Regions from separate parts of the Mus musculus genome. Here region 1 is linked to region 2. A link is a contact called in ENCODE Hi-C data. All regions are on one chromosome and are shown on one strand. The core of a region is the stretch at or near the end of the contact, and the rest is flanking DNA. Distances in the headings are between cores, read along the strand shown. Region 1 holds the start of Tub (tubby bipartite transcription factor). Region 2 holds the start of Cyb5r2 (cytochrome b5 reductase 2).

Region 1 (5,647 bases), core at 555-3,054, 1.3 Mb after region 2:
GCAAAGTATTGATGGGGAAGTCTTCCAGACGCTTGTCATCCTACAGAGGTAGATAGCAAATAATTATAACTTTGTCAGAGGTGGAATGGACAACAGGGAGTTTAGGGGTCAGTGCCTCTCATACACCCTTTTTTCAGGTCTTCGGCCTAAAGGACAGCAGCCTCTGGGGGAGTAGCTTTGCTGCTGTCCTCTGGCTTCCAGGGAAGGAGGGACAAACTAGCCCTCTGCTGCTCTGAAGACCAGGCAGCAGCTTTACACTGCACCCTACTCTTGGGAGATTTTCTTGGGAGGTCCAGTATGACAGTAATAGCCCTTAGGAGGTTAATAAATAACCCAAGTGAACAGGGTTTGGGGAGCTAAGATCTCACTCTAGACAGATAAGGATTTAAGAGTAAACACATGCACAGCACATGGACTACTGGGAAGCAGAGGATGGAGACTGTGGACTGGGAGTTAGTATGTGAATGCTGGCTTCACCGAGGACTACCTGTGCAGCCTTGAGCATTGTGCTTGTCTTCTCTGTGCTTCATTTCCTCTGCTGAAAAAAAAATCTATCTATCTATCTATCTATCTATCTATCTATCTATCTATCTATTTATCTATATATATATATATACAGTTCCTAGGCCAGTCGTTAATGAAGTTATTTAAATCTCACCTAACAAAGCCCCAACCCCTGATAGCTCACCAAGCAGTCCATATATCATCATTATTGTATTTGTAGTTTATGGGTCAGACAAGGCTGAGAAGCTGGAATAAGCCCCAGGGGCAGGTTCTGGCTTGGCTCCAGGGCAGTAAGATGAGACCCACCCTAAACATGGGGGTCATTACCACACTCCTCCCAGTGCTGCCAGAATATCTCTCCATGGAGGCTCTACTGCATATCCGGTGCTGCTGAGCCTAAGGTACACTTGAGGAGTGTATAGGGTCTGTGTTCATCAGTAGTCCCTTCCCTGATCCCCATTATGAGGTTCAGGCTGGCCTTCCAGCCTCCTACGTTGCTGGATACCTGGCCTCTCCCTTCTTCCATCTAGCCCTATTATGGATCTTCCATCTTTCCCTCCCCTGCCTGTTATTAAATGTAGGTCCTCTGTACAGCCATCTCAGCAGCATTCAAGGTTAGGAGGATCTTTCTTGAGATTTTGCTGCCCTCCAAAAGGGCTTTGAGAGATGAGAGACCCTGGTTCAACTTCAGCTCCAACACTTCCTTGTTCCTTGCCCTTCGGTCAAGCCATTTCTCAGACTTCATTCCCTGGGAAATAGGGATAAAATATTTGCTTGTCAAAGCTGTTGTGCCCGCTAATGCTCCAACTTTCTAAGGACCTGGAGTGCAACCGTAAACAGAACTCTTCCCTTGGTTGTGGAAACGTGGATGGGAAGCGTAAGGTCCAAAAGAATGACCCAGGCAGAGGAAACACCGTTTACTTAACTAAAGATCAGAAGGTTATGGAGGCAGGCACATGAAATGGGAAGTTGAGAAGGAAACAGGGACTCAGTCAGTACTCAGACCAGAGGCTCCCTGAGTTGAGTCCAGGGTAAATCTGAGATAGTCAAGGACTGAGGGATAGCTGAGGTCCTAGAGGGAGAAACTGAGGCTAGGTGACAGCATCCTTCCGGCAGAGAGTGGGCATCCCGCGCGGTCTGCATCCACCGGCCAGGGTGGGGTCTCCGTCGAGGCGGGGCCAGGGGCGGGGCGGCGGCTGCCACGCAGGGCTCAGCCTGGGGCGCGAGACCCGGCGCCTGCGGTGCGGACTGCCTCTCCCGCCTCAGGCGCGCTCCAGCCCGCGCGCTCCCGGTGCCCCGCGCACTCCCGCCGCCTCTCCCGAGCGCTGCACCGCGCACAGACAACCGTTCTGGGAGCCCGCGGCCGGGGCCCTGGCGTGCAGAGAGGGCCTCGGCGGGGCCCAGCGGTCGGGCCGGGGAGGATGCGGCCCGGGGCGGCCCGAGAGTTGAGCAGGGTCCCCGCGCCAGCCCCGAGCGGTCCCGGCCACCGGAGCCGCAGCCGCCGCCCCGCCCCCGGGAGACATGACTTCCAAGCCGCATTCCGACTGGATTCCTTACAGGTACGCGGGCCCGGCTTCCCCGGCTCCAGGGCATGTTCGGACCCCCATTCCAACGCTGAGGGCGGGGAGGAGGACGGGAGCGCGCAGCCAGGGCACCCACCATCCTCCGAGTCGGGATGCAGCGTCGGTCGGGGCCATCTGGCCTGGAGGCAGGGTACTGCTCCCTCAGTCTCCTTTCCAACACCGGGAGCGCGGGTTGGAGGTGCCGGGCTTTTCCATCCCAACTTTGAGGGCCTCAAAGCCACCTGCCCTTTTCCACCCTTCTCAACACCCAAAGCTTCTTAAAAGATCTCTAGCCTTGTTGAGTCGGGTGGCACATGGAGAAAGGAACTGCTGTGAGCCAGCCGCCCCCTAGGCCCAGCACCCAGGACATGCGTCTGGATAGCTTGTGCGCACACATCCCTGCATCTTCACGCTTGCACACAAACAGAGCATCTGCGCGCTGGGCCAAATATGTCCCTGCTGTTCAGTTCATATCCCCAAAGCATGGATTTGCTGAGATGGTTAGAACCCAGGCCACATGGCAGCTTACATGTACCCATATATCTCAGTAGACCTTAATTTGGGGGCTGCACAGGTGCATACATTCAAATCTGTGCGTATAGGAATACACCGTATTACCTACTCATAAGTACTATTCAGTACCTTTCAGAGATGCTTGTTAGTGGAACTAGCTCACAATTCAGAGAATTGCTCTCACACACGCTCACGTGCACTCAAGAGCATTGACCAACCTCCTGTTCCTGGATACTTGGTTGGGCAGACCTAAGAGAGACTCGGGTTTTCTTGTGTGGGTGGTGGGGGAGGGGTGGTCTCCAGCCTCACACAGGTGCAGGCCTTTCTCCATCCACTACTCAATTCTATTACCAGGGAAAAGAGCTCATTGCCATAGCAGCGCCACATCCGTGGCCACTCATTGGCTCTCTAGTTGCCATGGGCTACCGGGCTGTCTCTAAAGCCTCCTGAAGAGGCATGTGTGTAAAAAGGGAGCTGGACTGCTAAGACCCACTTTTTATTGCTGACCCAGGTGCACATTTGTTGGTTTGCAGAATCAGACACTCAGGACCCACATAGCCCATGAAGGAAAGTGATCCTGACAGAGTCCTTCCAAAGAGTCGGTCCAGACAGAACCCCAATTAGAAACCAGCTCGAACTGCCTGAAGCTTGTTAAAAGCGGGTCTTTCTACCAACAGGCACCTGTCATAGGCCTGGGAATTCAGCGATTTTTTCTCGAGAATAATTATTGCCTCTGAGCTCAGCCTCTGTGGGGGCTTTTTGAGTTATTTTCTGTCTTACCACCAACACACACAGAGACACATGTAGACAGAGAGTCATACACAGGCTCCTGCAGACATGTGAGCCCACACCTCAGTCTCACATGGATAAGGGAGAAACCTCCAATTGGGAACTGGGGCCTGAGTTGTACTAACTCAGAAGACTATGTGCCCTTGACATATATCCAGGATGAGGGTGCAGATAGTGCTGAGGCCATTCTGGTATTTTCTTGACTCATGTGCAGCCTTACAGAGTATCTCTGACCATTTGTCTGCCAGCAGAGGTGGAAGGCAGTGCCTATGGACTGAACAGACAATAGTGCTGTGGAAGTATCTTCAAGGAGATCAGTTGTTGGGTAGTGGCCAGCCACAGGCTACACTGTGACTGTGGCAATAATGCTGTGCTTAGGTTTTGCAAAATGGAAGGCTTGGCTGGTTATGGTTCAAGACTGATTCTACCAGGGACCCAAGGACTAAAGCAACTTGCAAAGCTTGTAGAGAAAAAAAAAAAAATCTACCTCAAGCTAAGAGGGTTTAGTCTGCGCCTAGGAAAAGAGACCTCTGGGAGATAGGATTATCTCTGAGAACTCTATTGCAAGTGCCCAGGGCATTGATATCCTGAAATGGGTGATTGGCACTCAACCCAGCCTAAGCCTAACCATCCCCCATTCTCCCTCCCACACTCAGCTGAAAGCACAGAATCCTGCCACCCTGGAAGCCTAGCCCTGAAGGCAGCTTGGCACCCTGTGGCCCACCCTGCTTCCTCTCTCCCTTCCTGTCACCTGCCTTCTTGTTCTGTGCAGTGGGGAGAGTGGGTATTCAGCTGGGGGTGGGCTGCCATCAGGAGGAGCCTCCTCTGCCCTGTTCAGTCTTTCTGAGCATGCGCAGAGCCTGGAAAAGCACTGGGTTTGGGAATAGACTTCCTAGTAGGGAAGACCTGTGCTGAGAGGCGATCCAAATGGCCCTTTGCATCACTAGGCTGTGGATTGCAGGCAAAGCCACAGGTCTGTCTGGTGGCAGAAAACTGGGACAGAAGACAAAGCACAGTTCTTGGCAGCTAGGCAGGGGGCAGCATGCATACACGTGCTTTGCCTAGTGTGAGGTTTTCCCTAATGCCACAGCACTTCAGACTGGAATGTGGTGTATGGGGGAGAGAGACTGACTTGTTAGCGCTTCTGAAAGGCTCTCTCTCTCTGTCTCTGTCTGTCTGTCTGTCTGTCTGTCTCTCTCTCTCTCTCTCTCTCTCTCTCTCTCTCTCTTGCATCCTGCATTCCCTTGGCTCAGCTCATTTTCCTCAAAGCAGTGATAGTTGGTGCTAATCTTCTTAGGGGTAATTTTGGCTCAGTTTCTAATGATCATGGATTAAGCTCACATTCTGACTTAAAAGGGAGCCATTCCATTTATAAAGATCAACAACTAGAGTCATTTTTTCCCATCTCCTGTTACCTGTATTCTTGAAGAGTATTAGATGCCTGTAATGTTTGACTCTGCAGCTTTTTTATAAGTTGTAGGTGGGTGGAGTTCCAAGGAAGGACTGTAGCTTCAGGCCTGTTATAGGCCTGTGCAGTTGGTGGTTGTTTATTTGCATGTGTGTGTGTGTGTGTGTGTGTGTGTGTGTGTACGCCTGTGTAAATTTATGTGTACCACATGGAAGCCCATGGAAGCAAGGAGAGGGCAAGAGGTCCCATGGAACTAGAGTTACAGGCAGGTGTAAATTTGCCATGTGGGTGCTGGGAACTGAACTCAGGTTCTCTGCAAGAGGAATAAGCACTTTTAAATGCAGAGCCTTTCCTTAACACCCATTCTCAGTGTTCTTGCCTGCAGTGCCCAGGGTTTTCTTCACCAAATCATGAACTCCTTGTGAGCAGGCACCTCATGTGACATCTAGCTGAACCTCCAGCACTACCCAGCATAGAGAAAATGCTACCTCTATAAATCAAAGTGCTGTCAAACTTCAGACAACTTTTAGGAATTCCTGGACTTCCTGGTCCCATCACAGTGAGGCCTCCTGAACCCCTGAAAGGTACAGTTCCCACCCTAGAGAATCTCAGGCTGCATGGGCTCCCCAGGCCCTTACAGTTTCTTTGTGTGTGTATGTATGTATGTATGTATGTATGTATGTATGTATTCCTGCCAAGCATCTTCCATCAGCCAGTTGTGAATGGAAAGCGCTTCCTTGTGTTGAGTCTAAGCAAGACTTTGGGTTTCCCGCCCTTTTGGATCTTGTTAGACCCCACCCCCACCCCCCACGTCCACACACACCTTCAGTTCTGCTGCCAGGCTTAACCTCAGGCGTCTATTTTTGACAAT
Region 2 (5,580 bases), core at 1,257-3,756:
GGACAGGTTCAGATGAAGTAGAAATTAAGTGTGCTTGAGAAATTAGAACTACAGGTAGAAATAGAAACACACACAGAGAGACAGAGATGAAGAGGGGGCAAAAAGGAAGAAGGGGAGTTGGGATGCTTGAGGGCATAGGGGCTAGTTCATAATGTTAAGCAGTGTAAATCTGGGTCTTGGTGGAGTCCCTTGGGGCTAAGGGGCAAACTTATAGACATAGCCTGATTGGACACCAGGGTCACTTGAGAACACAGGCTTGAAGCCGCAGCTTCCTTCTGAGAGCTCACCTGAAACTGGGGACCTAGAAAGTCTGTCACTGCAGCCCCATACAGAATGAAACTATGTCCCGGGTCCCAGGGTCCCACCTCCTCCCATCTTTGTGTTAGTGGAGCTGTGAGGCATCCAGTTTTCCTATCAAGACTCTTAGAGGGCACTACATTGCCTTGTCCCTCTGACCACACAGCTTCCACTGTGGCTGAAGAGAAAGCAGGTCAGAGAAGTTTCTACAAATTCTATTTCTCAAGTGGCTTGTGCTTTCATGCTGCCTCCCAACAGGGTGATGACAGAGGCTAAGCAGAGGAATGGAACGCCCAGTGACAGGAGTGAGGGACAGCAAGCAGGCTCGGGAGCCCGGCAGGACTCCTCAGACTATAATCTCATCACTTGGCAGAGTTGAAGTCAGAGCTTTCTTTAAAAGTAGGTCATTAGTAAGGCTGTCCTCTAGGAGACAAGGGGAAGGGCTTCTCAGTCCCACCTTTGTTCCTTAGGTTTTTCATCTTATGAGCTGTCTAGAGATGTTACTGATGAAACTAGAAGCGGGACAATTCAAGAGGTCAGCTGGGATTGGTTTCCACAGTGAGTCCCTCCTCAAGTGGGTCTCAGGACCCCTCAGATAATCCATCCAGTTAGGGCATTTGCACTGCTAGTGATTCCCATGTATATTGGGCCTTGACTGCAAGGGAACATCTGTTCTTGTCATCCCTGAACAACACAATGAAGTTTCTGAATTTTCATATCCATCATTCATTTTACCCTCACTATACCTGAAGTAGGCAGAAAAGCCTGGGAAATACTATAGATGGAAGAAGGTCAGAGATGGTGAGGGACTGGCCTTAAATTGCATGGACAGGAGCCATTAAGGAGATCTTAAACTTCCTGACTCTAAGCTTACGTCTTATCAGTGCTCCTCAAGCTATTACTATTGTGACAGTCCAAGTGGGACAATGGGGACACTGTCCTCAAGTCCAGCTGCCTATTCCCTCCATTCATGTGGTCCAGGGTTATATCAGTGTACCCTCCATATCCCACAAGAATGGGAATCCATTGCTAATAGGAGCCAAGTACTCAAACACTCAGACTTGGACATGTCACCAAGCACTGCTCACCGACAGGAAGCCCCAGGACATGGTCTGGTGAGGGCAGCCCAAAGCGGAACCTTCTGGTGTTGTGACTGATTTGCTGGTTAGAAAAAGAAGAAGAAGAAAGAGGTAGGCAGGTTCTGTTGACTCTCTAGGAGTTTTGCTTTGTGGTCCAGATCTTTAGAAAGGTGCTCCATTTGGTCCTGAGGTGACTGATCACCTCATATCCCCAGCTAGCATTCTCCCCCACCCCCACCCTCCCCTTTCACCTAACCAGAGGGAGGTTTAGGTGACCCACTACCTCCTTCTCAATCAAGGGCAGCGGGTACTTGGCTTCAGGGTCCTGTAAGGTGATAAGATCTTTCTTCTTGACACTCATTTTCTTCAGGGCTATGAGAATCGCAGTGGCCCCGGTGACAGGTTTGGTCCTGGCAGATACAGTGTGAAGACAGACCTCAGATTTCACCCATGCTGGGCTAGGCAGCTCTAAGCCTGGCTGATCTTATGTCTTACAGGACTAGCAGAGAGAAAGGTATTAATACAGAAGGCTCTCTCTGGGACCAGCGTGCAGAGGTTAGCTGCAGGTCCAAGAAGACCCCTGGACCAGGCTTGACACCTATCCCAGAGTGCTAGTGTCTCCAGGCCCTCATTGGTCATCTGCCTCCATCCTGGGGGGAATGACTGTGGGATCCTTACCAGCTAACAGCAAGGCTGGGGACAGAGCTCACCTCTCTAGAGACTTGCCACACTCACTTCGGATTCCGCTGGAGCAGTGGAGCAGTGAGTGGCTTGGGGACTCACTAGCACCTTCCTATGAGTAACTGAGGCAAACATATACCTGTAAGAGGCGTGGCCAACCTCCCTATAATAGCCCTCAACTCCACCCAGCTCCTCCCTCACTAGGCCAGTTTGTTCTCATCCCAACCTGTTGCAGAAAAGTCTGCAGCTTAGCCCTGAGGCCCACTGTCCCAACCAGCTGGGAAACCGCCCGTGAATCCTGCCTCGGCCACCGCCTGCGGCTGTTCGCCTAGCCCCGGGTTCCTTCCTGCCCCGCGCTTTCCCGGCAGAACTCACCTGGAGCGAGATGCCTGACTTATCCTCGAGATGAACAGTGCCTTTGATGGTGGGGATGATGAAACATCCGGCAGTGGCCGCTGAGGAGCTGACTCCTGCCCCATAGCGACGGATTCGAGCTTCTGTGTCACATGACTCTGGCACAGGACTAGCCTGGCGCTTCTGCAGCTGGCCGGGTGGGAATGGGGCTTATCTCCAAGATCCCTATGCAGGGATCCCTCTGCTTCTTGACTTTCCTGCGCATGTCAGCAGCCTTGAGGAAAATTCAGCCTCCCCAGCTTGTTAAGAGCCTGGCAAGATGAAGGAAGGGGTTGCTGTAAACTTGTTTACAATGCAAACTGAAGAAGAGTTGCAGCCTAGAGGAAGACTGCATATCTTATTTAACATGCTTCCTGAGCTGCTACCCTAGCCTCCCAGGACCAAGTGTTTGCAGGATTGGGGTGACTGCAGCCAGTCTTTAGTGGGAGACCGGACCGGACTCTCAGAGGCAGGATGAGAAGTTCAGATTATGAAGATTCTTCACAATGCATTTCAGAACCTTGGTTTCCTCTTCCACGCTTGCAAGTGGCAAAAGGAAAACTCATTTCATAGTGAGTTAAAGGTCAACTTTGGCAACTTAGTAAGACTAGCTTAAAGTTGAAAAGCAAACACACAAGCCGGGCGTGGTGGCGCACGCCTTTAATCCCAGCACTTGGGAGGCAGGGGCAGGCGAATTTCTGAGTTCAAGGCCAGCCTGGTCTACAAAGTGAGTTCCAGGACAGCCAGGGCTACACAGAGAAACCCTGTCTCGAAAAACCAAAAAAAACACAAACACCAGCCCAACAACAACAACAGCAGCAAAGGACTGAGATACAGGACATGGTTACCTTAGCTTGTGCGAGTCCCTGAGTTTTTAGTCTCTGGTATAGAGAGGGGGAAAGCCCAGATTGTAAAATGGTATTTCATGAAGGTATTTGCATCAAATCATTAGCTCCAACGAGAGACATGTACCCCCAACAGCAGGACTAGGAAGCCTCAGGTCCCCAGAACTGAAGTTAGAGGCAGTTGTCAGCTACCCAGTCTGGATGCTGGAAGCCAAATTCTACTTCTCTATAAGAGTGAGTTCTCTTAACTGCTGAGTCATTTTTCCAAGTCTTAAAATAATCTTTGCTATATAAATAGTTTCCCATTATTATAGATGAAATCAATTCACACAGTAATGAGATGAATATACTCCTTACTTTTACAAGAAGAACTAAATCTTGGCTGAATATTTGATTCCACACAAGGTAGTTGAGGAATCTTCAATGTTTTTCAGAGTTCATAGATTTTTTTAAATATATATATAATTGTTGATGCTGAAACTCAACATTTTGTACATACATAGGAAAAAAGACAGAAGTATGTTTAGGGCTTGTCAGAAGTTGCTTGAAATTCTGCCCCAATCTCAAGCAAAATTTCATATATATTATGAAATTCAAGTTGGTAGCTCAAACAGCAATTTTAAAAAACAAACCCTGTGACACAATCCAGCCCAGAAGAGATACCAGTGTGATATTTATGTGCTAAAGAATGATGGCAAAGAAATAATGTCTTTGTTTTTATCATTAAATAGTATATTTCTTTTTTCATCAATTTATTTATTCATTTTACATCCTGATATCAGCCTCCTCCCCCAACCCTCCTCTCACAGCTCCTTGCAGCATTTTCCCCCTCCTCTTCTTTTCTGAGGAGGTAGAGGATCCCCCTACCCCCAGAATCACCCCACCATGGCACACCTACAGGACTAGGCACATCCTCTCCCACTAAGACCAGACAAAGCAACCCAGTTAGGGGAATAGGATTCACAGGCTGGCTACAGGTTTAGTGGTGTGCCTGCTCCAGTTGCTGGGGGACCTGCATGAAGACCTGAAGACTAAGTTATACGTCTACTACATATGTGTTGGGGGCCTAGGTCCAGTCCATGCTCACTCTTTGGTTGGTGGTTTAGTGTCTGGTAGCCTCCAAGAGTACAGGTTAATTGACCCCTTTGGTCTTCCTGTGGAGTTCCTGTCCTCTTTGGATCCCTCAATTTTCTCCCCAACTCTTCCATAAGTCTGCCTGAAGTTTGGCTGTAGGGTTCTGCATCTGTTTCTACTGGCTGCTGGGTTGAGTCTTTCAGAGGACAGTTATGTTAGACTCCTGTTTGTAAGTTAACAGACTATCATTAATAGTGTCAGGGATTGGTTGTTGCCTATGGGATGGGTCTCAATTTGGGCCAGTCTTTGGTTGGTGATTCCCTTTGTCTCTGCTCCATCTTTGTCCCTGCACATCTTGTAGACACAGCACAATTTATGCCAAAGATTTTGTGGATGGGTTGCTGTCCTTATCTCTCCACTGGAGTCCTGCCTGGCTATAGAAGGCTCCATGTCCAACACTGCTAGAGGTCTCAGCTATAGATTCCCTGGGGCTTTCCCCATCCCAGGTCTTTGACATGTCCTAGAGATGCCCCCCTTCCTGCTGATTTCAGTTTTCTCTGCCTTGATCTCCCTACATCTGATCCTCCTGACTCCATTCCCTTCCTCTTCCCCTCTCCTACCCATTTCCTTCCCTCCATCTACTTCCTATAACTTCTATTTTCCCTTCTGAGAAAGTTTCAAGCATCCTATCTTGGGTCATCCTTGTTATTTGGTTTCTTTGGATTTGGGGATTGTAGTGTGGTTATCCTGTAGTTTGTGGCTCATTTCCTCTTATAAATGAGTACATAATAGACATGTCCTTTGGGGTCTGTGTTACCTCACTCAGGATGATATTTTCTAGTTACATCCATTTGCATAAGAAGTTCGACACCAACAACCCAATAACCCAATTAAAAATGGGGTACAGAGCTAAACAGAGAATTCTCAACAGAGGAATTTCTAATGACTAAGAAACACTTAAAGGAATGTTCAGTGTCCTTAGTCAACAGGGAAATGCAAATCAAAATGACTCTGAGATTCCACCTTATACCCATAAGAAAGGCTAAGATTAAAAAAAAAAAAAGCAAAACTTAAGGGACAACACATGCTGACAAGGATTTGAAACAAAGGGAACACTCCTCCATTGCTGGTGGGAGTGCAAACTTATACAACTACTTTGGAAATCAATTTGGCAGTTTCTCAAAAAACTGGGAATAGTTCTACCTCAAGAT

The links. A loop is a pair of places that touch in the nucleus more often than their neighbours do.
Region 1: a map of gastrocnemius shows a loop between it and region 2 (6-fold over the local background). The contact joins the promoter of Tub here to the promoter of Cyb5r2 in region 2. A Hi-C loop is called at or near these places in 1 of 37 maps with a recorded cell type or tissue (gastrocnemius).

What each region holds. Positions count from the first base shown.
Region 1 is chr7:109,009,076-109,014,722 of GRCm38, forward strand. It overlaps Tub (tubby bipartite transcription factor), which reads left to right and starts at 1,805. Exons shown (of 12, transcript NM_021885.4): 1 at 1,805-2,063. The coding sequence starts at 2,026.
Region 2 is chr7:107,755,526-107,761,105 of GRCm38, forward strand. Cyb5r2 (cytochrome b5 reductase 2) reads right to left here and starts at 2,507. Exons shown (of 9, transcript NM_177216.4): 1 at 2,433-2,507; 2 at 1,660-1,786; 3 at 1,386-1,458. The coding sequence starts at 1,737.